Regions from separate parts of the Homo sapiens genome. Here all the other regions are linked to region 1. Evidence: chromatin loops called from intact Hi-C (ENCODE). Cell type or tissue: heart left ventricle. All regions are shown on one strand.

Evidence for each region. A loop is a pair of places that touch in the nucleus more often than their neighbours do. Peaks named below come from ENCODE experiments on the same cell type or tissue, not always from the same donor. Only the 100,000 strongest peaks of a DNase experiment are listed, where the experiment ranks them.
Region 2: a loop joins it to region 1, with 2.5 times the contacts of the local background. A loop is called at or near these places in 4 of 110 quality-filtered maps.
Region 3: a loop joins it to region 1, with 2.3 times the contacts of the local background. A loop is called at or near these places in 2 of 110 quality-filtered maps.

The regions. Positions count from the first base shown.
Region 1 is chr11:133,522,077-133,530,076 of GRCh38, forward strand. The region is part of intron 1 of OPCML (opioid binding protein/cell adhesion molecule like); the gene reads right to left. Among named protein-coding and RNA genes, the nearest start is that of OPCML, 6.4 kb to the right of the region's middle. In heart left ventricle, no CTCF peak of the experiment used is centred here; a DNase peak (open chromatin) is centred at 4,921; H3K27me3 peaks cover 2,196 bases.
Region 2 is chr11:133,680,479-133,688,478 of GRCh38, forward strand. No RefSeq gene overlaps it. Among named protein-coding and RNA genes, the nearest start is that of LINC02743, 130 kb to the right of the region's middle. In heart left ventricle, no CTCF peak of the experiment used is centred here; no DNase peak of the experiment used is centred here; H3K27me3 peaks cover 629 bases.
Region 3 is chr11:133,158,658-133,166,657 of GRCh38, forward strand. The region is part of intron 1 of OPCML (opioid binding protein/cell adhesion molecule like); the gene reads right to left. Among named protein-coding and RNA genes, the nearest start is that of OPCML-IT1, 200 kb to the right of the region's middle. In heart left ventricle, a CTCF peak has its summit at 4,990 (motif pointing left); no DNase peak of the experiment used is centred here; H3K4me3 peaks cover 315 bases; H3K27me3 peaks cover 898 bases.

The DNA.
Region 1 (8,000 bases):
AGGTAAGAAGACCTAGTGCATTTGGCTCTTTCCCTTAGTAGCACACAAAATAGTCATGCCGTACATGTATGTGATTTGTACACTCTAAGCCACCATTTAACATGAATCATTAATGTAGAGACTGTGGGATTCTCAGTATAGATTTTCTCTTGGCTTAGTGCAGAGCCAAGCCCAAACAGATATTTAAAAATAGATGTTTTGATAGTGTAGTGATGATAAAATCAGGTACCTGTCATGGTGCGTAGACCAAACAAGTCAAGTTGACACGTATCTGGCATTTGGTATTGTACTACCCTGAACATATTCTTCTGCATATCAAGGAGCAAAGTATTTCTGGAAGTCTCCCAGATCATTACAAAGGTCATTCGAAGTATGCAAATGCCACTGAAGGAGACAGGGCTTCTGTTTGTTTGTTTTTGACCTAGATTCTGATCTTTGGGTAAGAGGGAGCTTGGAGCTACCTTGTTCCACAATGTTCTTTGTACACTAAGGTGAGAGAGCTTCAAGGGAACACAGTAATGGTCAAGGTTATAGGTCCGTTTTCCAGCAGCGTAACAGATTGGGAGGCAAAGTTCAGTCCAGCCCTTCACTATGATTTGATATGACACGCGACAGGTGACGAGAAGAGCTGTATTCAAGAGGGGGCTCAGTCACTATCTGACTATGTGACTTCAGGTAAGACACTCAGATGCCCTTTGCCCGAGTGCTTCATCTATAAAATGAAAGCACTCAACTAGACAATTTCCAAGGTCCCTTTTGATTCCAAGGACCTTTCACTTTTTAAATAAATTACTGCAATTTAAAAAATGTTTGTAGGGAGCCAGCCATAGATGCCACTCTCTGCTCAGAGGGGTCTAGGCGGTGGGCCATGTGGAGGTCATACATGCTTTGCATCGTGATAATATTTGTGAACTAGTTGCATCTTGGTGGCCACAAGCTACTATGGCGTCCAATTAGCGCTTTTCTAAAATGCCTGATTTCTTCCAGGAGGAAACAACCACAGACAGAATCCAGAAGACAAAACACAACTAGGGCTTTTTGTAATATTTTTGAAGGGTAGAGAAACCGAGTTATTCAATTTTAAGCCCTACATTAGACCCAGAGAGGGCACCAGTTAAGAGATTGAGATTATTAGACCGCCAAGAAGTATGGGATTTCTAAAAACAACCTATTCCTTGTTCCAGGACAAGATCACACCTAAACTGAAAGAGATAGCATACAAGCAGGAACCTGAGGACGGACGCTCTTCTCAGCACTCTCCCAGGAGTGTTGGTGCTGACAGTGGGGAGACTTAGATTTCAGTTCTGCAGATTCTGACTCCCACCTACAACTTTCCTTTAAAAGTTCCCAAGTGCATTCGTGTCTCCATTCCAACCAATATTTCCTAAGTTCCAAGGCACAGCCATCTCCTGCCTGAACTACTACAGTAGTCTTCCGACTAGTCTATCCCTTCCTGGTTTGTTCTCTCCCAATCTATTCTGCCAACTGCAACAAGAACAAGAATAAAAAATGTAAATCATGAATCACATCAACAGAGTTCCATTATTTCTAGGATAAAGACCAAAATGATTCACATGACCTTCAAGGGCTGTCTTCATCTTCTGACCCCTTACCAGGCTGCCAGCCTCATCTTGGCCCATGCTTTCTTCCTCTACACTCCAGTCAGGTGGGAGAATGTGCTCTGATTCTTCATGCTATGGGACTTTGCCCGTCCTGTTCATTCTGCCTCTTCCTTTGGTCTTTGCTCTTGGGTGTGGATAATTTCTACTCCTCCTCCTTCAAATCTCTGTTCAATTGTCACTTTCATAACCAAGGCTTCACCAGCCTCCCTGGCAAGATCAAGCTCTCCTGACAGACAATCACAGCACCACACACCTCCCCTTCCATAGTTTCATGTCGGTCATGATTTCACAACTGTCTGGGTGTTTGTTTGACGCATGTCTGTCTCTCCCTCTGGACTGTAAGCTTCATGAGAGCAGGAACCATAACAATTTCTGTTCAGGCATACATTCCCAATGCCTAGCATAGTATTTGTCACATAGTAATCACTCAATAAATCACATGTTGAATAAATAAATGTGCTTGGTACTGTAGAGTATTCAGAGATGAATAAGTCAGGATGTCCGCCATTCAGAATCCCACAGCCATACAACAGCAAGACCGTGAAATAGGCCAGACTGCGATAAGTGAGTAGGTGCAAGAAGTGATACAGCACCCTTTTTTATATCCTGTGATTTGCTAAGCTGCTTTTTACCTTTTCCATATGAACATCAACCCGTTTAAGCATTGATTGACCATTCATGACCTTCTGCTATGCAATTGCATTTTTGTATCTCTAACCCAACATTGCACTTCCTATGAACAACAGAATTCTCCTTTTGATTGGTACAGTTTTTGCTTGTTAGCACCATGGGCCTGACTCTAAATTTCAAATAACTGGGGCCATTTCAGCAGACACCCTGATTAAACGTGCTGAGTAATTTTAGTTTGTATTAAACCAATAGCCCACATTAGGGCCCACATCTGTGTTTACGGAACGACTCACACTCTCAGGCGTGTCTGTCGCAGTGTGCGATGTGAGATCCAAAAGTGTGCTGCTCCAGCTCTGTGCTGCTGCATGTGTGTTTGGTCGGTAGCTCAGAGCTGGTGTTTATTGACAAGCAAGAACACTGGAATGAGTAATCATTATAAGCATTCCCTGCACATTCCCGTCTCTCAGAAGCAAGGCACATCCCCAAGCTTCTTGCCCTCATTCTGCAGGGGACAAGCTGCTGGGCAGGCCAAACTGGGGGCCTCAATGCCTTTGAGGACTCAGTGGGATGGAACAGAATGATTGCCTAAAGTAAGTGAGCACTCAGTGTTTATTTATTCATTCATTCATTCTCTCATTCATTTGTTCAACAAATACTGTTTGAGCACTTGCTCTCTCCCACCCGTGCTAGGCACTGAGAACATATTGGAGAACAAAACAGGTGTGGTCTCTGCCTGTATAAACAATGGTCTAGGGAGGAAAGAGAGACATAAAACCAAGAATTAGTTTGAAATACATGGACTCACAGTTTTAGAAAAGAGAAGTCTGGTTCCGAGGACTTGCACAATAAACAGGGAAGCCTCGCCTACTTTGAAGCATAAAGAATGAGCTCCTGGGAAAGCAGCATTTAAGCTGAGTTCTGAAGGATGGAAAGGATGTGTAGCCAGAAAAAATTATAAGAGGATCAGAATTTTCCAAGCTCAGGTAACCTGACAGGTGAAGCCCTTGAGGAAGGAGGGAACAGGCCTTGTCTACGGAACTGTGATTGTCCAGAGTGACTAAAGTCCAGAGCTGGAAAGGCAGAGAGCTGGAGATGAAGCTAGATGAATGCAGGGCCAGATCATGGCCTTGTGGGTCATTTGAAGTGTTTCGAAGTCTATTCTAAAGTCAACCGGAAGTCTACATAGGGTTTTAGGCAACGCGAAGATCAGATCACAATAGGGTGACATCTACACTGCCTACCTCACAGTCTCTTAGTGAGGAACAAATGAGACCAAAGATAAGTTTTTCCAGGTGATCCATAAGGAATGAGACCACTGTGTTTCTAAAACCGTTAGTAACTCCCAAGTGTGGTAAAACACCATTTGTAAATTCCCCAGGAATAAAGGTTCCAGAATGACCGCTCAGGCCACTTGAGAGACTCTGCCCCTTGAAGTGCCAGATAGCCTGGTTTTCTCCACGTTGGAGTTCACTGTGCAATCTGATTGTCACTTATCGTTTCCCATGCTAAGTGCAAGGAGCCATTCCAATCAACGGCCTGTGTCCCACTGCATCAATTCATCTTGGCCTTTCCGGGGGTCTCTCAGCACAGCATCTCCGCTCATTAACGAGAATGCGCCTGCATCATAATGATAATCCTTTGCACTTACCCAGCACATTGCCCAGGGGGTTCTCAAAGCATTTTGTAAACTTTTAATTAAGTTAGGCTAGTGACTGCAGGATGGTCCCCAGCCTCTCCGAACCAAGAGGTCTGGGGTGGGGGTGGCGACAGGACGTGATGGGAGACAAGCAAAAGCCCTGCCTCTAGCACCTACTTACTGGCTCTGGGGCGCAGAGGCGAGTGGGTGGATGTGCAGGGAATCTCTGCGTTGCTAGGAAGAAGCACTCACACATGTATGGCCGTGTCTGGCACAGGCAGCCTGTGGGCCTCCTGCCATGTGTGCCCACAGGGAGAGCACCAAGGCTGGGGGCTAGAGTTGGGAGTTCTGGAAAGGCAGATATAGAAGGCAAGAGGGAAGACTTGCTTTCCTTAAAGAGCTGTGAATGTGATTTTGAGAGTAGCTAAACTCTGGCTTGGAAATGCATGTGTGCCTTGCGTGTATATGTGTGCAGGAAGGGGCATGCATCTATGGTTGGCAAGGGGGTGGTGAAGAAGAGAGGAGGGAATGTATGTTCACATGCTTAGAGGAAGGCAGTAGCAAGCACATTCATCTTCAAGCTTCTCTCTGGTTTTGGATTTCTTTTGGCTCCCTTCTCAGGGCTACCTTTAATCCTTCCCTGAGCCATACAAATACCACCATCTTGGGGTATCAAGTGAGTGGTGTATAAATCCAGCAAGTGGAACTACATCCATGCCCTACTGTGTTAGAACCATCCCCACCCCTCAGGGAAAATGCAGAGGCAACCAAGGCTTTGCAGATAAGTAGCAAGTTGTAAGTCTGGGTCTCCCACCAACAGCATAAAAGGCAAGAGGGACAAATGTCCTCAGGACCTAGCCCTGCACTGAGGACTGGGATCAGAAGGAGTGGGAGAGCAGAGCCGCCCCAAGGTGAAGCCACCTGCCTGGCCCTCTCTGTCTGGAAAGTGCCAGTCGGTATCAGAGGTGCTAACATCCACTGCTCCTGACAGCCTGGCTTGTCAGCAGCCACAGACCATCTGGGGGCTGACACTTGAGCTCACTGACAGGAATCACAGTTTGCTTCCATATCTCTCTGTCTCCAGCCCCAGGCAGCTGCAGGCAGATGGCAACAGTCCATCTGCAAACAGGGCTGCAGGCTGATGGGGTCCCTGTCCAGCGGACCAGCATCAGAAAAGCCAGTGCCCATAGGCCAAAGGCTATTAGATGGGGCTCCTGGAGTTCCAGCTGTCCAAGGCTGACATACAAGTCCATGTATCTAGCACCCCACCAAATATACCACAAAGCAACGTTTTGAGAGACCAAAGGTGCCATGTCTGTTGCCTTAGTTTTCTACAGCAGAAAAACTAAGACCTAAAAGCTCAAAGTCAGAATGCATATTTTATTGGGGGTCAAAAAGAAGAAAAAGCTTAACAATTTCCTGTTTTACTCGATTAATGATTTTTGAGGCAGGAGAATATCTTAATACATTGTTTAATCAGAACGTATATAAAGTCTTGTTCAATAAATGAAGGAGTAGATTGTCTTTTACTAATTTTCATCACTGTGACAAAGACATACATATATGGTCAGTATGATTCTACCTTATCTTCTCCCATTTTTAACAATATGGAATGTCCTCTCCCCTTCTCCAACATGCGAGTTGCCTTCTCTCTTTACCCTATTCCTAGAGGACCAGGATGAGTTTTTTTATAATAAAAATTTAGAAGTGTTTATTTGTTATCATCTAACCTAGGTGTTCAGCTACTCTGTGCAGTTGGAAACAAGGTTCATACATGGCTGGAACCCATTCTACAGATTGGTAAACTGAGACTTAGAGAATGCCTTGAACCAACCAAATAAGCCTCAAAGAGCCACTAATCAAAGAGATCACTCTCAGCTTTCAGCATACTTAGAGGTTTGGGTGGAGTCCCACTTAAAGGGAAGTGCACTCAGCCCCAGGCAGCCCTGACACAGATTTGAGGCTGTAACCACCAGAGATAGTTCCCAGTAGCTGGCATGGGAGACCCAGGCCCAGAGCTGCTAGACAACAAATGCAGGCAAGTGCCAGCTGTCTAAAGAATCTCCTTCTGTAATTTTCTAGGTTACAGAGATGTGGCCAAGGGTGCTAAGAATTCGAGAAAGCACAAAGGCAGACAGGACCGAGGGAACATGGGAGAACCTCAAGCCCGTCGGGATCTCTGATTAATCTCAGGTTGAGTAGTGCTGCCCAGTTCCAGGCTACTGAAAAAGCCATCTTCATGAGGCAGCTGATGCTATCTCCTTCTCAGCACCTGCTATTGCCACTGGGCCCATGCTGAATGCAGATGACGCAGTCTAACCTTATTAACATGTCGATCATTTTTAAGGGATTGAGGGCCACATGATGGCGTGAATCCATGATGGGCTAAAGGACGATGGGAACTTGCTCATGACCAGATGCTCTGTCCTTGTTCCTATCTCTTTCTTAGTGAGTCTGGCGCGTGGATTCCCCCACTAGACCCCTTGTGCACATCAGGCACTCTTAGCAGGTTCGCCGGCTCTGGGCTGGTGAGAGGCTAAGGAGCAGGAAAGGAATTCATCAAAACTTGGCTGTAGAGCCTGCCCCCAGGCCTTACCCCAAAGCCAAACATCCCAGCCCAGAAACTCAAGATTTGGGGACTTCCCTGAAGGAAGAAGCAGGAAGGTGTGTGCTAGAGAAGGAAGAATCCTAAACCTCGGGGGATTTTCTATCCAAGCCCAGGGTTTTCTGACCCTAAACGGGCAAAGCCTGTTTAAGGTGCAAGAGATGAAGTTGTACCCAGAACCTGGACTCACAGATCAGCGCATGAAGACACAGCTCAATCCAGGTTGGGTAAATGGGGACCCCTCCCAGCTAACTCCCCTGCTTAGAGTCACAAGACGAAGGAGATACAAACAGGATGGGCCAAGAAGAAGGGGACAAACAGGAAGTCATGGTCTGAATTTGAGCAAAGAAGTCTTCCAAGTTAGCAATCCTTGCATCATGGTGCTGGCCCCTGGAAGGACTTGGGCAGCACTGTGCCTCAGGAACTGAGCCTTGGCTGCTGGCAATGACAACATCTTCTTGCCCTTACTCCACCCTGCCCCATGGCCACAGAGCCATTTCTCAAAGCTGGAGGAGAAAAGACAAGAAGAAGACAGGTTTTGACTCAAATACTCAAATACTCAAATACTGTAGGCCATGGTCACAGGTTTTAAGTGACAGACAGAGTGGTTTGCAGGTAATCAGAAGGACCTGGGATGCTAGTTCAAAATGCTTCCGTCTGAGACGAGGACAGGGACTCCACATTTTAACCTGCCTCTCTCCTCCTAGGTGATTCTGATGCACATATCTAGCAGTATTCGCTTCCTGCTTCCTACAGAGCCCCCAGACCCAAGGTCAAGAAGGCCACCAGCCCAGACTATCTCTCTCCTCCTACTAGAACAACAAAATTACCCCAACCAGGGGTGTCCAGAGCCTCGGACTGTGCCTCTAGCATGACAAGTCAGTTGGCCACGGGCCCTCTGCCCTGTCTTGGGTGTGGGCTCATCTCAGTCTCCACGTGGTGACTGTCTTTTCCATCCCAGAAATTCTGCCTAGAAAAGCTATTTGTGATATCAGTGGAAGGTACCAGGCGACAACAGCATTAACCTTAAAATTACTCTGGGATGGATACATGTTTTACCAAGAAATAGAAGCTGCAGAATAAAATGGCATTGAGGCCTAACCAGGTCAAGGTTCCATTATTACATCAGCCTTTGGTTTTTAGACGCAGTGAAAGTAAGTGGCTAACGAGCTGGTATTAATCCCTGTGGGAGAAAAAGCATCATCATTTGAAACAAAGAAAAAAAAGTCTAAAGCTATAACAGGAAGTAAAAGAAAAGAGAAAGGAGAAGTCGCAAGTAAGCCATGGCAGCTCATCAGAACTTCCGGATCCAGCCAGGTTTCCCACAGGAACCCCTCAAGATGCGAAGCGTTCTTTCACCGACACCTTCTAAGGCTAACTTTTTCTCCTCCCCGTTCTTGTTCTTACCGGGCTCCTGACACAATTAGCATAAGAGTAGCCCTCAAAGCAGGTAACAGACTCTTCAGAAAGAGGGCATGTTGCAGTGATGTCCACACCCTGCTCTCCC
Region 2 (8,000 bases), 160 kb after region 1:
GTCCATCCTACACAGCCTTGAGCTGTCAGACCTGCCTCTGTCTCATCACCAGCAACCATGTATTCAACTAATCTCAACTCATCTTTTAATATTTACATGAAACATCCTCTCTTTTGGTGCTATTATTAATACTGAGTGTCAACTTGATTGGATTGAAGGGTGCAATATTGATCCTGGGTGTTGCCAAAGGGGATTAACATTGGAGTCAGCGGTCTGGGGAAGGTACACCCACCCTTAATCGTGTGGGCACCATCTAATCGGCAATCCATGAATATAAAGCAGGCAGAAAAACGTGAGGCAGAGAGACAGGCTTCACCTCCCAGCCAACATCTTTCTCCCATGCTTTCAAGTTCTTCAGTTTTGGGACTTGAACTGGCTCTCCTTGCTCCTCAGCTTGCAGACAGCCTATTGTGGGACCTTGTGATCATGTAAGTTAATACTTAATAAACTCCCCTTTATACACACACACACACACACACACACACACACACACACACACACATCTATTCTATTAGTTCTGTCCATCTAAGAGAACCCTGACTAATACATATGGGAATCCTTTTACATTTCAAGGTCCACTCCTTGGGCTTTCTCTCTTATGTTGAAATTGTCTTTTCCGCGTTTCCTTCTCCCTGGACTATGCATTCTTTAATGGCATGGCCTGTTCCACCTGAGATTCCAAGAACCCAACCCAAGGTCTGCTAACTGGCACTAAATGAATATTTGCTGAGACCAAGCGTCACGGTTGCTAGCCTTGGAGACAGACCTACGTGAGTGCAAACCTCACTTCTGCCACTTCCTAACTAAGTAGACTTGGGCAGTTTACTTAACATCTCAGCATCAGTTTTCTTAACTCCAAAATGGCAATAATAATGCCTATTTCACAGGGTGGTTATTAGGATAAATGAGCTAATATAGGTGACATGCGAAGCAGATAGAAAGCACTCAGCAAGTGCCAGCTCTGCTGTTATCATGCTCGGCTATGGACTGACCGTGAAATCTTGGCCATGTTTCTTGACCTGTTTAAGACTCAGTTTTCTCATCTTTAAACTGGGGATAGTAATAGCTTCCAACAAACTGTATTATTATGTGGATTTAATGTCCTAATTCTTGAAAAGCACCTAGCAAAGCACCTGACATACAGTAAGAATTTATAGTTAATATATAGAAGGACTCTGAAAGGGCCTGAGAGTCTCCCAGCCACGCCTTGTTTGTTAGAGTTGATCCAAGCCTCTAAAAGAAAGAATCAGAGGCAGAAACAAGAGTGAAACTGGAAAGAGAGTTCCTTCCAGGCTGTCATATCAGCTGTGAGAAGCATTTGCCACTTGTACCACCCCCCACCTATCCTCCTCCAGGCAAGCCGGGGCTGTTTAAATTCAGATCAAACGACAAGTTGCTTGCAAAGGGAAAAAAATAAAGCAGCAGACAGACATCACCCACGTAGCTGGAAAGTGGGCAGAAAGAACCCTGGACCATAGTTTCTGATTGGCCACGGGTGTGACCTGCATCCAAAACATCTCCACGTTCCTGAAAGCACAGTCCCTCTGGTGGGGGAGGCAGGAAGAGCTCCTCATTAAGCTAATGGACCACTAATTCATTTCCAGGTGAAGAGAAGGGGCCTGCAGAGCTGCCTCATTTGCCTTGTCTAGAGGGTCATTAAGATGAAGGGTGGCAGGCTCTTGAGACAGAGCCAGCAGTGACAGCTGCTGGCTGTCGGGAGGGCACGGGGAGTCTGCAGGGGATTCCAGAGAGAGACTGATGCTGCAGACTTTTCACTGACACGGTGCAACTGTTGACCAGATGTAGACATAGAACATACCAGAGCTTCATGTCAGGGATGCAAGATACCTGTGCTGCAGCCCTCAGTGACCTTCACTCGCTATGTATTTAAGCAAATGTCCCTCTAAAGAGGCCCGAGCACATGAGACTGGCTTGTTTCCAAAATCCTGCCAAGGAGGGGCTTCCTGTTACTGGGACTCCAATATGCGTCTTCCTTTCATTCCTCTTACCAGCATTCTTCCCAGGGATTTTCAGAAATGTCATAGACTTATTGCTTTTATTCACATATTATGTTATCAGGAACACTTCTCTTATCATTAATATTTTAATAAGAAAATAATGTTTCATTTAATACCTGTTATGGATGACATCTCATCTCTCATTCAACTTTTTCATTTTTTCACATTTTTACCTTGTGATGTGATAAACATCACTGTTCATAGTCTTCACACACTTTATTTTCCTAGGATACATCCTCAGAGGTGAAATCAACAGTATGCAAATCCTCACCTTTGTTTCACAATCTACAGTGAGCCACGGCTACCACAGCCCTGCAAACACAGTGCCAACTGTAGAAAATCCAGGGGTTCATGGCATGGTGTTCCACACTGCTTGACCAACTTTGAGCAATTTTCTTAACTTATATGCTGTTTCGTTTCCATCTCTGTAAAATGGGTATATTAATATCTAGCTCACTGAGTTTCTGAGAAAATCAAACCATTAAATGAGAAAACCCACATGACTGCTATCACTACAATAGATGCAGATAAAATACCTGACGATATTTGATACCAATTGTGAGTTTTTAGAAAAATCTACTAGAAGATGAGGAATAAAAGAAAAAATCCTATCTCCTAATTCAATAAGAAATATTTACCAGAAAATGAAAGCCAATCAAATATGAAATGGTGACATAGCGGAAGACTCATTAAAGTAAAGAAGCTCACTTTTCAGCATCACTAAGCAGCATTGCAATTGGGTCCTACATAGTACAATAAGAAAAAAATAAAATAAAAATACTGCCGAGAAGCAAAACTGTCATTATTTGTTAAATATATTATTGTCTACCTGAAAAGCCCAAAAGAATACATTTTAAAACTATTAGAATTAATTGACAACAGTTCATTAAAATGACCAGACATCAGATGAAAATCAAAATCATTGGAATGTCCAGCAATATTAAATTAGAATGTTGTAATAGAAGCAGTCACAGTAATAGGAAGAATTTTATGAAACACTCATGAATAAACCTAACATGAAATTTGCCAGGACTATGTGAGCCAAACTATACAGCTTTACTGAAGAAAACAGAGACCTTGCTAAGTAGAGAGGCAAATACTCTCCCTCAGTTAATCGACAAACTCAGTAAATTCAACCCCCACAGACATTTCTATAGGATTTTTAATAAAATTTATAAGTTGATTATGAAATTACTCTGGAAGATAAAGTTGAAAGAATAGCTGACAAAATATTGAAAAAAAAAGGAGTGCAAGTGGAGATTCACCTGACAGAACACACAAACATCTTATAAAGCTATAGTAATTAAGATAGCATGAAAACGCCACAAAAATATTCAAATAAATGAATGGAACCCACATTCATGTGGGAATTTAGTATGTGATAAAGGTCATGTTTCAAGTTAGGGAGAAAGGTATGAATTCTTTAACAGCATTAAAGCCATTAACCATTAATAAGAAGAAATATAAGTTATGAACTAATTGATAATGTACAGAAAAATAAATTCCAATCAATACCAAAGCTAAGCCTAGAAAACAAATCATATGGATGTCAGAAATGATTATAGGATAAGATGTTTGTAATCATGAAATAAAAGATGCTTTCTCCCCTTTGGAACCAAGATGCAGAGAATTCGGTTAATCAAACGCCCTAGTTGATGGACGATTATCCTCACAATCTGTACAAGATTTCTTCTGGCTATGTGTAGTCGTTCTTCTTTCCTGATCACCATTCCACTTCCCCCACTCCCACAGGCGCCCACTCTAATGAATTTACATTACATTTTTTACATGCATCTATAAATGTATACCAGTGGAACTGAGCTATAGATATTGTTCTGATTTTTACATTCTGTTCTCAACTCTGTGTTGTTAGCTCCCTATCACCCATCACATTTGGCCTATTTATTCATCTAGAGATGAACATGCAGGTTGCCTTTAACTCTGCTGCCACAAAAAAGGCTGCCATGAGTAGTGCAGAGCATGCCTTTTTACATAGTCATGCGTGCGTTTCTGTAGGGTACACACCAAGTGGGACCTCCAAGTCCTGCACAATTATCAGGATGGCCGCAGCACACTCTAGTCCTGCTGGCGGTGCATGTGTTTTCCCATTTTCTTACATCCTCAACAACAATTAGGATTATATAACTTTTAAATTCTTGCTAATCTAATAGGTATAACATTATATCTCATTGCTGTTTTTATTGTCATTTATCTAGTGAGCAGTAGGATTGAGTATCTCTATTCAGATTGCTAGCTATTTGGTTTTCTCCTTCTGTGAATTGCTATTTATATCCATTGCTCGTTTTTCTATTAGGTTTCCCAATATTTTTTTTCTGGCTGACTTGTAAGAATTCTTTGTGTGAATTATATATTAATCTCTTGTCAATTTCTCTTTTATCTTGCAAATATCCTCTATCAATCTGTCATCCATCTGTTAAAGTTGTTTATAGTTTTCTTCATTGATCAGAAATCCTTAATATGTATGTGGTCAAAGGTCTAGTTTCTTATGCTAGATACCAACAGGAATGGCCAAAGAGGAGAGATGATCAATACACCTACCAAAAAAAAAAAAAAAAGCCTGCACAATTAAAAGCAAAATTAACAAATTAGTTGCACAGTGAGAAGACACTGTGACATATATAATAATTTGCAGAATAATGGACAAACGACTGCTATCCAGTTTGTATGTAAGCACCAACAGTTCAAATAAGCAAAAGAAGACTAAACTAATAGAAAAGAAGAACAAATTCTGTGACTAGAAAATGTGCAGAAGGGGAAGTGTATACATCTAATAAACACGTGAAAAGATGCTGATTAAATCAAGGGAGATGCCATTTTGTGGTCATCTGAGTGGCAAAAACATAAATAAATAAATAAATAAATAAAAAGGTACAGGGTAAAGAGGATGCTCACATGTTGCTGGTGGAAGCATCAACTGGCCATGCTGCCTGGAAGGGCAAGTAGAGAGCACCTATTCAAATTTAACATGTACATAACCCTCTGCCCTGGCATTCCCCATGTGTGGGTTAATGTGTACTGCGGCATTGTTTGTAAAAGGGAAAAATTAAAAACAGCTACAGTCATTGTCATAAAGAAAAAAATAAGCAAGCTACTATACCACAAACTATGGACTACTCTGTATGAACTAAAAGGAAATAGGACCTGTGTTTTATATGCATTGATATGGGATGATCTCTATGATGTATTTATTGTAAAGTAACAAAAAGCAAGTTTAGAATACGTACAACATTATTTACCACAGAGTAAGCAAAAACTTAAAAAGAAAAAAAGATCCACAAAACTAGATGTCATATAAATACCTAAGATGTAAGGTCAACAAGTCTAAAGAGCTAAGCTACAACATGAAGACTGTAGATAATAAAATTGTACTGTATGTGGGATTTATGCTGAATCCATAGATTTTAGCTGCTTTTGCCACACACACAAAAAAAACCGGGTAACTATGTATTTAAGATGATGGATACATCAATTTGCTTCACTGTAGTAACCTTTTTACTATTTATCTATATATTTCCTAACATCATATATTGTATACCTTACACATATACAACAAAATTTATTTTAAAAAATAAATTTTGAAAAAGCAGGATTTTGAAAGAATCTACATCAAATTTATAGTTTTCTTTGGTGAAAACAGTTGATTTGGGTAGAGGGATAATGAGAACTTTCACTTTTCTCTGTGTTTGATACTTTTAACAATAAGAATATTTTCATGTTCTACTTATATGAATAAAAAAATTTGAAAATGATTTTAACCAGATTAAATGAAATCATTAAATGTAAGCCCTTTGTGAGCTGAAAAATACCACAAAATGGATCAGCATAATTAAGGAAAGATAGAATATAGAACAAGATTTAATCAAGTTATAAGGACTTTCTGACATTAAAATTCAATTATTACAATTGCTGCCTAACTTACTTCTGAGTTCTTTAGCCAAAGCCAAAGTAGAAAACTGGAGAACGATGTTCATTTAACTTGGATTCTAAAATTCAAAGCTTCTAAATTACCCAAGTTCAAGGGCTAGCCAACTACAACCCACATGTAAAATCTAGCTTGCAGCCTGTTTCTCTACATACCCCAGGCTAAAAATGGATTTTACATTTGTAAATGGTTTTAAAGAAACTAAAAGAAGAAAAATATTTTATTACATCAGAAAAGTATACAAAATTCAAGTTTTAGTGTCCATAAATATAGTTTTATTGGAACACAGCCATATCAACTCATTTATGTATTATCTGTGGCTGTTCTCATGCCAGCAGTGATACTGGACGACCTGCGAAGTCTCACATATTGTCTGTCTCTTCATAGAAAAACTTTGCTAATTCCCTGCTACAGGTCGTCTTTCTGGATTAGCAGCTTACTTTTGGGATTATATCAAGCTTGGCATAAAAACTTGCCATTCACATTTGCTCCCCGCATTGAAGATGTCAAATACTTTAAATAGCTATTTATAATTTATAAATGCGATAAATGTTCACATTCCTTTCTCATTTCCTCATGTTCAACTCATCTACTCTGTGTCTATTTTAACACAGAGGGGAATTATCTGCTGAAGGAGAGCATGACTGCGGGTCAGTTCTACTTCTATTCTTCCTCAATTATCTGCACCTAGGGAGAGTCTCTCCACGATCCTGAGTGACTAAACCCAAGGCACCACCGTACACCTTGGAGAAGCAACGTGGCATCTCAAATGATCCTGTAGCAAATGCCAGCTCTAGCAAGTTTTTCTTTACTGAGGGCCATGGGACTTCAGAGAACCTGATGAAACCTATGGGGTCTCCCCTTACCATAATGCAAGTGTGTGCGTACAAAATTGGGACTAACACTTTAGGGCATTAATAAGTTCTCTGAAGCCCATCCTCAGACCTCTAGGTGCCCATAGATCCAAAGTGTAAGAGCCCTGAACTATAGGGCTTGCTTACAAAAGGATGGAAATGGTCTTCCCCCGTTTCTGTAATTCCACAAAACTTGAGTATCCCACTTTGAGCACATAAAGGAAATGTAACACACACAACAAGGCTCTAAGAAGACTGAAAATCTCTCTGTTCCACCTGCTGCTATTGCCAACCAGTCCCCTCTTCTGGCTTCTGCCTCAGTAGACTGGGAAACGCTTGCGGCCTTCAGTGTTCCAGTTGCCGCCTGAAAGGGGGAGAGAAGAATCTAGGGAATTGTGATCATTAGGTATAAATAAAACTGTTTAATGACAAACTGACTTTAAAGTTTTCAAAAAAGAGCTAAATTTTTTTTCAGGAAAAGTTGACTGAAAGTGTGTACACCATCAAGCTGCAGGGCCAAGTGAAAGGCTGTGAATCTGTGAAAGCACCCAGTGTGTCTACGAAAGCACCCAGTGTGTCTACACCAGGCTGGGCAGCAGCAGCCCCCGAGGAAGGTTTCCCAAAATGCAGATTTACCGTCCCACCTCAGACACACTGAACGAGAATCCCTGACAGACACAGACAGGAAATGCGCACATATACATATGCATATGCATAGCCATATACACTTTAAAATAAGACTCCCAGATGACTCTCCAGCCAGCACAAGTCTGTAGACATGCACAAAGAAACCACTGAAAAACACAGTTAATATACAGACCTATATTCACAAAAAGAAATGCTTCATTGGTCAATTCTATGAAATGTCTAGGGTGGTTCAGTGAAAAGAATAGTGAACAAAGAGTCAAAAAACTTGAGTTCCAGCCCTGTCCCTGCCATTAATTTGTTTTGTGACCTCACAGAGCTTTCTTCACTTCTCTAGGTCCTACTTTCTTCATCCAAAAAAAAAAAAAAAAAAAGAGGAAAATGGACTAAATAATATCTAAAGGCCCTCCGATTTCCAAAATTCTATTACCTCTTATCCACCATCATCTGTAAGTCCCACTTAATGGAAAGACTGAATCAATTGCAAGCAAGTTCTAGAATATGAGTTATAAAGCTTTGAATGGATGCTCAGATATAACC
Region 3 (8,000 bases), 360 kb before region 1:
CCACTGCACTCCAGCCTGGTGACAGAGTGAGACTCTGTCTAAAAATAAAATTAAAAAAATAAAATAAAATAAAATAAAATAAAATAAAATAAAATAAAATGAAAATTAAAAAAAATTTCTAGGAGGTATGAAAGCCCCTCATTAGAAAGGGGAAGGAAATCCTGAAGAACCCCTCTCAGGGAGGGCTGACTGCTTTCCTCCTGTCTGGAGGGGGCCATTCGTACCACCAGCGAGGGCAGAAATGTGGTCAACAGCCTATCTCCCATAGTTGATTTGAACCAGGCAAAACAGTGACACCGATGAATTGCACACTCAGGTGGCATGTTCCCTTCATCACAGGCTTGTTAATAAGATGAGTGAAATCACTCTCCAGTTCCTGAAATGATTTGGGAAGTCTTTCCTGCCTTTTCTTCTCTCTTCTGCAAAGCACTCCCAAGCTAATGGAAAGTGAAATAAGGTGGTTTGCTGATCCTGAGTGAGACTGATAAGATGCGGGGTTTTTAGAAATCTTCACGACCTAGGCATCTGAAAACATGTTAGCCCATTCTCTGCATCCCGACAAGCATTTCTGAATGGGATGCTTCATTCCCATGAGGGCTCTGCCCTGGGTTCTGGCTCCTGTGGAAAGGGAGAGGTCAGAGGTCCCTGGGGCACGATGTATGCCTCAGTCAGGACAGGTTCAGTTATGATCCGACAACAAGTGGCCCTAAATGTTAGAGGCAGTGGCAAGAAGCTATGTGCTTCTCACTCACAAGGACACATTCTTCTGTCCCACAGGGTATTTGCTCTGCACCAAGACTGACAGAGGGGCCACTAAATGGCAGATTGTCAATCTCACATTAGAGGGAAGACAGGGATGCAGTGAATAATAAAATTTCTGCTTGGAATTCACACAGTCACTACTGCCCAAATTTCAATGACTAAAGCAAGTCATGCGGCCAATCTTGCATTCAAGAGCGAAGTAATAAATCTGTATTGCGTAGAGAAGGAAAGTGAAGATTGACAAACATTGTCGTAGTCTCCTATAATGGAAGGCAGGGCTCTGTCACCCTTGGAATATGGAATGGCTCCACCATTGTGGAATGTCTCCCTGTCTCCCAAAGCCCAGCTGCAAAATAAGCACAAGAACGTGTGCCCACCCTGACCTATTCCAGCATCACAGCCCACAGAGCCCCAGGGCACGCGAGTTCTCATCCACAGGGCTTCACCTCTCTGAGGAACATTTGTTACCTGGCTTCCTTTTTGGTTTCCTGTGGTTTCAGCCTTGTCTTAGGAATAGAGAATCAAAGAGAGGACTCAAACAATACAGACAGAACCAGCAATCAAAAACTCATGTGGGCTGAGTGCAGGCTCCTGGAACGCAGACACTGGCTTAATCACATAATGTCTTTTATACAAACCTGACAGAAAGGATTATGTGCTCTATTACCTTTTTCTTTACTTCAGAAATTCGAAAGTATCCTCATCAAAGAACTCTTAGGGAACTTTAATGTGCAATGTGTAGACACAAATAATATCTTGCCCCTAAGTCTCTCAATTTATGAAAAACAGAGCAATTCCAAGAGGGGCGAAGTAAATCCATCCAGGGTGAACAACCATTCCCACAGCCTTGGTGCCCTTGGGGAGGATCAGAAGAAATAGAATATAATAATAATTGAGCACTTACTATGTGCAGGCGTTCATGTGACACTCCCAATTCCTGCCCCAGGAATAGCCCCAGGAGTTTACTCCTGAGTCAACTCAGCAGTAGACAGTAAGTAAAGTCAGCAGTTTACTGAAATGCCTATTGGACAGATTGTTCTGGAAACTGACCTGCTTGCTACATTTGCCCTGAGCCTTCCTTGGAGCTAAGCATGACTTGTCTCATCAATGTTTCTCCTTTCCTAATTCTGGTTTTGAGCCTAGGCTTCCTGCTACATTGGCCTACCAACTTGATGGGCAGTTTATGCCCTTGCATCTTGCCTCCCAACCTTCTTCCCTGATTCCCAACCTTCCAGTTTTCTGTTCTGCAACGCTGCTCTGGTGCAGCATCTCTGTGGACTGAGAGCCTGGTGAGGGACCCCTCCAGATTTGGCCTGGGATTCTTTCAGCCTGGGGAGCATGGACTGGACTTGCTCCTGTCCTGGCAGGACACTCAGAGACCATTAGAGCTAGACATTGCATTCATCCTGGAGAGGCTTGGAGAGATCTGCTGAGGGATGGGAAGGAGACAAAGCCAGGGAAGCATATGGAGGGCCGGAGCACCACGTGGCTGCTTACTGAGCAAGCAGGCTGCCATGTTCTGCACGGTGTGAGGCCTGCCCTGGAAGCAGCCCCGGCCCAGGTACATGGAGCTGGATGGAAATCAGGCAGCAGGCCTGGTGCGGGGCAGGCATTGGGCCGAATGGGAATTTCACAACTCCTGCCTTACCTTTCTCTTTATCTCTTAATCGACTAAAGGGAATCCACAGGAGGATGTTCAGACAAGCCAGGGCACACCTTTGACTGTGTTTTATTGTGGTTTCTGTGGCTTTGGGACTGAGGGGAAGTTGGAGGCAGCCATCCTGGCTGATTGCAGTGACAAGATAAAAATGCAAAGAAAATATAATAACAACATGTTGTAAAACAAAAGTTCAGTAATTCAACAGAGGAGATATCGAGTGGCATGAGTGTTATTGGAATTTGGAGGGAGAGAGCTTTTCAAAGTGAAGTGATGACAGAAAGTGTTCGTAATGGACGTAGAATTAAGTCCTAGAAGATAAGATTCCTGGTAGGTAGACAAGCGTGAGGAAGGTGTTCTAAGAACTGAGTAATAGCATGGACAGGAGCGTGGGATTTAAAGCTGTGAGTGGCAGCTGGCAGAAAGATAGTCTATTTGCAGGGATAAGTGAGGCTGGCAGGACAGCTTAGGGAACAGTTACAGAGGATCCCGAAGAGTTCTGTCAGCTGGCCGATATTGAGGTTCACCACATAATGGAAACAGTGCTTAGCATTTCCCATAACTCACATCAAATGGAGAAGTTTGAAATATATACTGTATTGTAATTTGATTATTAACTGAGGAAATGTATGTGTATATGTATATATAATCTTGAGTGGGATATACTTGTTTGTATCTCCTACCCTCAAGAAACACAATTCTACGCATATCTTGGGATTTCAATGCATCTATAACCAAGTATATGAATAATATTTTGACACAGAAGAAAACAATGCTGAAAAACAGCACAACCAAAACCATTTTCAAAACCCAGCACAGTGCCTGCCTCCCGGTACCCTCCAGTGACACTTTCCTTGCTAGATCAGGGATAACCACAACAAGTAACAGGTAAGAGAGGCAGTCTCTGTCTTTTTTTTTTTTTTTTTTTTTTTTTGTATAAAATGATGCTACATAGATCTTTTGTATTGACCACTTCCTCAACCACTGAAAGGAGGGACAGGGATTTTCTTTTTCTTCCAATTTGAACACTACTCAGTTCACTATCAACCATGCCTAGATCTTGGCAGGGCAGGGGTAAGGGAAAGTGCATGCAAATTGTCTACACTGCAGAAAAGATGAGAAAGAGAGGGAGAGAAAGAACTCTCACTAAAGGGGTGTGATGGCCTCACAGGCCATGAAATGGGCGATATCCTTTGAGACGTGCAGGACAAGGCCCAGAAGCAACAAGAAGGCACTCTCAGGGCTGGTGAGCAGGCAGCGGACTTTGCCCTCCACGTGCCCCAGAATTTTGCTGTGCGGTTTCATTAACATGAAGATAAAATGGAACGTGGCTGAGTTACAGCAACTCTAGCTCATGTTTGCTTAAAAAGAAAATAAAGTTCTGTATCTCAATCCATCTTGCTTTGGCTGGGGGGCCGGCCAGGTTCCCGTCATGTCAGTGCTGGCAGTGCAGGGAGAGAGGGTGTGGATCTGGGACTGCCGCTGCCGGCTTGTTTAGAAACATACACACTGCCGGCCACATCAACCCGATTTGGTGGTAAACAGGGGTGCCGTTCATCATGACAGTGTCCTCATGCAAGAAACTTTGCAGTTACAGCCACGAGGGAAGAAAGGAAAAGGGTCCCTGTTTGTGTCAGCCGGAAAGATAGCAGAGGCTAGCGTGTTTCCCCTTCTGCTACGGGCTTCAGCTGCTCCATGCATACACGGTTGTTTCCTTACCAGAAATCCCAGATGAATCTATTTCACCAGTATGCCTACTGAAAACCAAGAAATCCTTCATAGTAGCGAAACGAGTGTTTCAGACTCAGAAAAAAGAAAGCCAGAGTTTGAATCTTGACGCTGCTAGTAACCAGCCTTGCGGTTTTGACCTTGCCACCTTGGGCCTCTGCTTACAGTGTATGAAATGATAAGAAAGGCTCTCCTAAGGCACGACGTCATTACAAAGATGCAATGATAACATAGGTAGTGTGTCTGAAAACTTTTTAGAAATCACTTTCCCACTGTGAGATGACATTGGTGCAGTTAAACTTTATTTATTTGTGTGCCAGGTCTTAATATGTTTCTTGTGTTTCCGTTTCTCTTACGAGCCTTGCCACTCTCATTATTTCAGATGCTAGGCAAGCTGGACAGAAGCTGAGCATTCTCTAATTTGGGGGCAGCATGTTACACCACAGCACGTGTTCCTGCATGACTGGTTTATAAAACATTCCGAGACTCTGTGGAAGTGTTTGCTGTGACGACCTTAGGACAAAAATTGCATAGATAGAAAATGTAATAAATCTGAAAGTTTAATCCTGGAGCACATACCAGGAAAATATGAGGCAGTGCTCAAGAGTGAAAATTGTTCTCTCACCCATCCCATGAAGAAAGCAAAGGCTCATTCCTACCAGACAGGAAGGGGCATGTTCATAGACGTTTAAAAGGCAGGAGTCATTCAGGAATAATAGTTTGTTTGAAAGTTACAGACCACTGCAATACCTCTTGAATGAATTTCTTCCTGACAATCTCAGTATATGGTGTATACCACAGCCTCTTCTCCGTCTTTCTGGCTGTCTGGACAGCACCCTCTAGTGGTTCCTTTTTCTCCAAACATTTCAGTGTGAGTGTTGCAGGAAGGACTAATTTCAGAATGCTCTCCCACCCACTTTTTAACTTTAGCAGTGCAAAGAGGTGTTCCTGTCTCCTTTAATTCCGCTATAATTATACTGGACAGAGAAATAGCAGCTGCGGTTCAAATGAGTAGGCGCCATTACTCCCTCCCAAATTTCATTTTACTTTTGCTCACACAGCAACCCCAACCAGACTTTCATTAGAAATCTCTCATACGGCTTTTGACTTAGTGTTTCTGTGTTATGTGGATAAATTCTCTCCTGTTAATGAACTGAATGAGATTGTCCCTCCCCCTCTACCAATAAGGGGTTGACGTCTTACACGCAACATTTCTACTTAAAATAGAGCAGCCATTCTGCCTATTTCACAAAGGGCAGGGCTTTGAAGCCACCCACGGCATGAGCTAACTTGCTCCTGTATTAAGTGACCTTATACCAAGTCACTTTTAAAAAGTTGCTCGGATCAGAGCAGCCACAGTGCAGTGCCCTCGAGTTCCCCTTGCCTGCAGCTTCTGTGCCTCAGATGGTAAGTGGCAGAAAGACAAGTGGCTCTGGGCAAGTAACAGACCCTCTGAGCCTTGTTTCCCAACACACCCACCCTTTCCTTATCTGTAGAATGGAAACTATGATGCCTCTCTTGCGGGGTCAGTATGAGTACTAACTTAGTGCCTGGAACTGGGGCCATCAACAAATGTTTCTCAAATGAATGAATAAATGTTCTTGGTAATGTTTTGGGCACCTTGTCAGTGCTTTGAAAAGCCAGCTGGTACTCTTACCCTGGGAAAATGTCCAAGGCCATGAGATGGGAAAGAGCTTCGAGTCAGAATGATAGATTCAGGTGCCATCACTCGAGACCGCAGGTAAGAGGATTCATTTCTCTAAGCCTCATTTGAATAACGAGGACAATTCCTTCCTTGTAATTATGTAGGGATGACAGACATTAAGGCACAGAGCCCAGGAGCTGGTATGCAGTCAGTGCTCTATAAATGTTATCTCCTGTTCAATTTATTCCTCAATAATTCCAGGTGTAAGTTAAAGGCGCTCTCCTAGACCCAAAGTCAGTAAAAGCAAGAGAATTATTCTTCTGCCTTCCCTGTACTGAGGGGATTGTATATTTCACCAGGATTAGGATCCCTTGCCTTACATAAAACATTGACATAGAATTCCAAACCAAACTGCATCCTCTGGAACTCTGAGTCCATTTGCTTCCGATGAAACTGTCCCTGAGGGGAGAAAAGAGTCTTTCAAATGCTTATTAGAATAGCTGGAAAAGCTCCTTGGATGCCTAATGTTCTTAAACAGCATTTTAATGATTTAAGGGTAAATGAACTAGAAACCCATGGATTTCATTTCCCTTGAAATACATATACATTTAAAAATTAAGGGGGAAGGTACTCAGAGCAAAACATATTTGTGATTTGGTCACAGCCAGAGCACTTACAGTGAGCCGAGCCACAGTCCAGCAAGCTGCCGCGCAGCCGCATGGCCTCAGCTCTCTGCTGGGCTTTGCAGAGGCTTGGTGTAGGCAGATGGTCTGTCTCTCCAGTCGCACTGGGACGAGGGTTTTCCTGTGCCAAAGCTGAGGTGCTGAGGCTGTGCAGAAAGGCCTTCTGCAGGGTCACGCTTGCTCAGACCCAGGGACTCAGGTATACAGGGTCTGGAAGGGCCCCTCCCCTTCATCCAGAAAACTCTGCACCTTGGCTGCAGCAGGAGCCTCCTGGAGACCCTCCCTGGCCAGGGACCCTTGTTTCAACGAAGGGTTCCTTTTCCCTGGGCCTGGACAACCCAGCTCCTCTGGGTTTGCAGAGGAACTCATTCCCTCTTTGTCTGTAAGCCTAGGGCCTTGATACTTCCCAAGTTTTCAAATATTTTATATTTTCTCCTAGTTAAAGGTCAATTGGAATAAATTTCCTCCAAGTTCTTATCCAATTAACATAATGGTCTTTTCCCCGAGGGTGGAGGCTGTGCCCTCAGCTTTTTGTTTCCTGTGTTTTACGTTTGTTTTGTCACACAGCATCAAGCAAAAGGAGACCCAAGCTGTGCGCTGGCAGGCCCTCTCTCCTCCCCAGGCTCTTGATTACTGGTCTATTCTTGAAGCTCACTTCACGTGTTTTCTCCAGGATGCTTTTTGACAACTCCAGACCACCCTGGTCCCTGGACCCTGAAATCCCACACAAGAAGAATCTGACCTAGGACACCACAACCGCAGAATACCTCAATAAAAGCAATTGAAGACTCAGTGGGATCCAGCTGTAAGGCCAGCGGATGCCTCGGTGATGAAGACAATGCCTCTTCATCTTGAAAGACTTAGCGAATGCCTATTCTGTGTCAACTACTATTCCACAAACTCCATATTCACCCATTCACTCACTCACTGGATTCATTAATTGTCAGATGCTGTGTTAGTCACTTTTATATGAAAGTCACTCTGTTCTTTTAACCAGCAGTAACTAAGCTTGCTTTGGGGAAAAAAATATAAAAACATTAAGGAATGACCAATGCCTACAAGATCCTCACAGTTCAGTAGAAGAGTCAGTGCTCTAAATAAATTCTTAATAGTAACTAGCATTTCTATAGTAATTCCTAGGTGCTAGGAGCTGTTATATGTCCCTTACATGCACTAGTTCATTTACTCCATGCAATAGCCAGGTAGTAGTAAGTGCTATTAATATCCACATATTCTAAATGACGGAACTGTGACATAAAGATGAGATGATCTGCTCAAGGCCATACAGCTCCTGATGGCAGAGCTGGGAGTCAGGCCCAGGATGTGCAACTCCAGTGTCTGTACCTTAATACTTTTCTATGTGTGGTGTAGTTAATGTTATAATATTGGCATATGTTATGGGAACACAGAGGAAGGAGTGATTTCTTCTGCTGGGAGTAGAGATGGGGATGACAGAAGATTTGCCGAGAATTGTGTTTGAGTTGCCTGCATAGGTGTGCGATGCATGCCAGCTTGATGTGCAGGC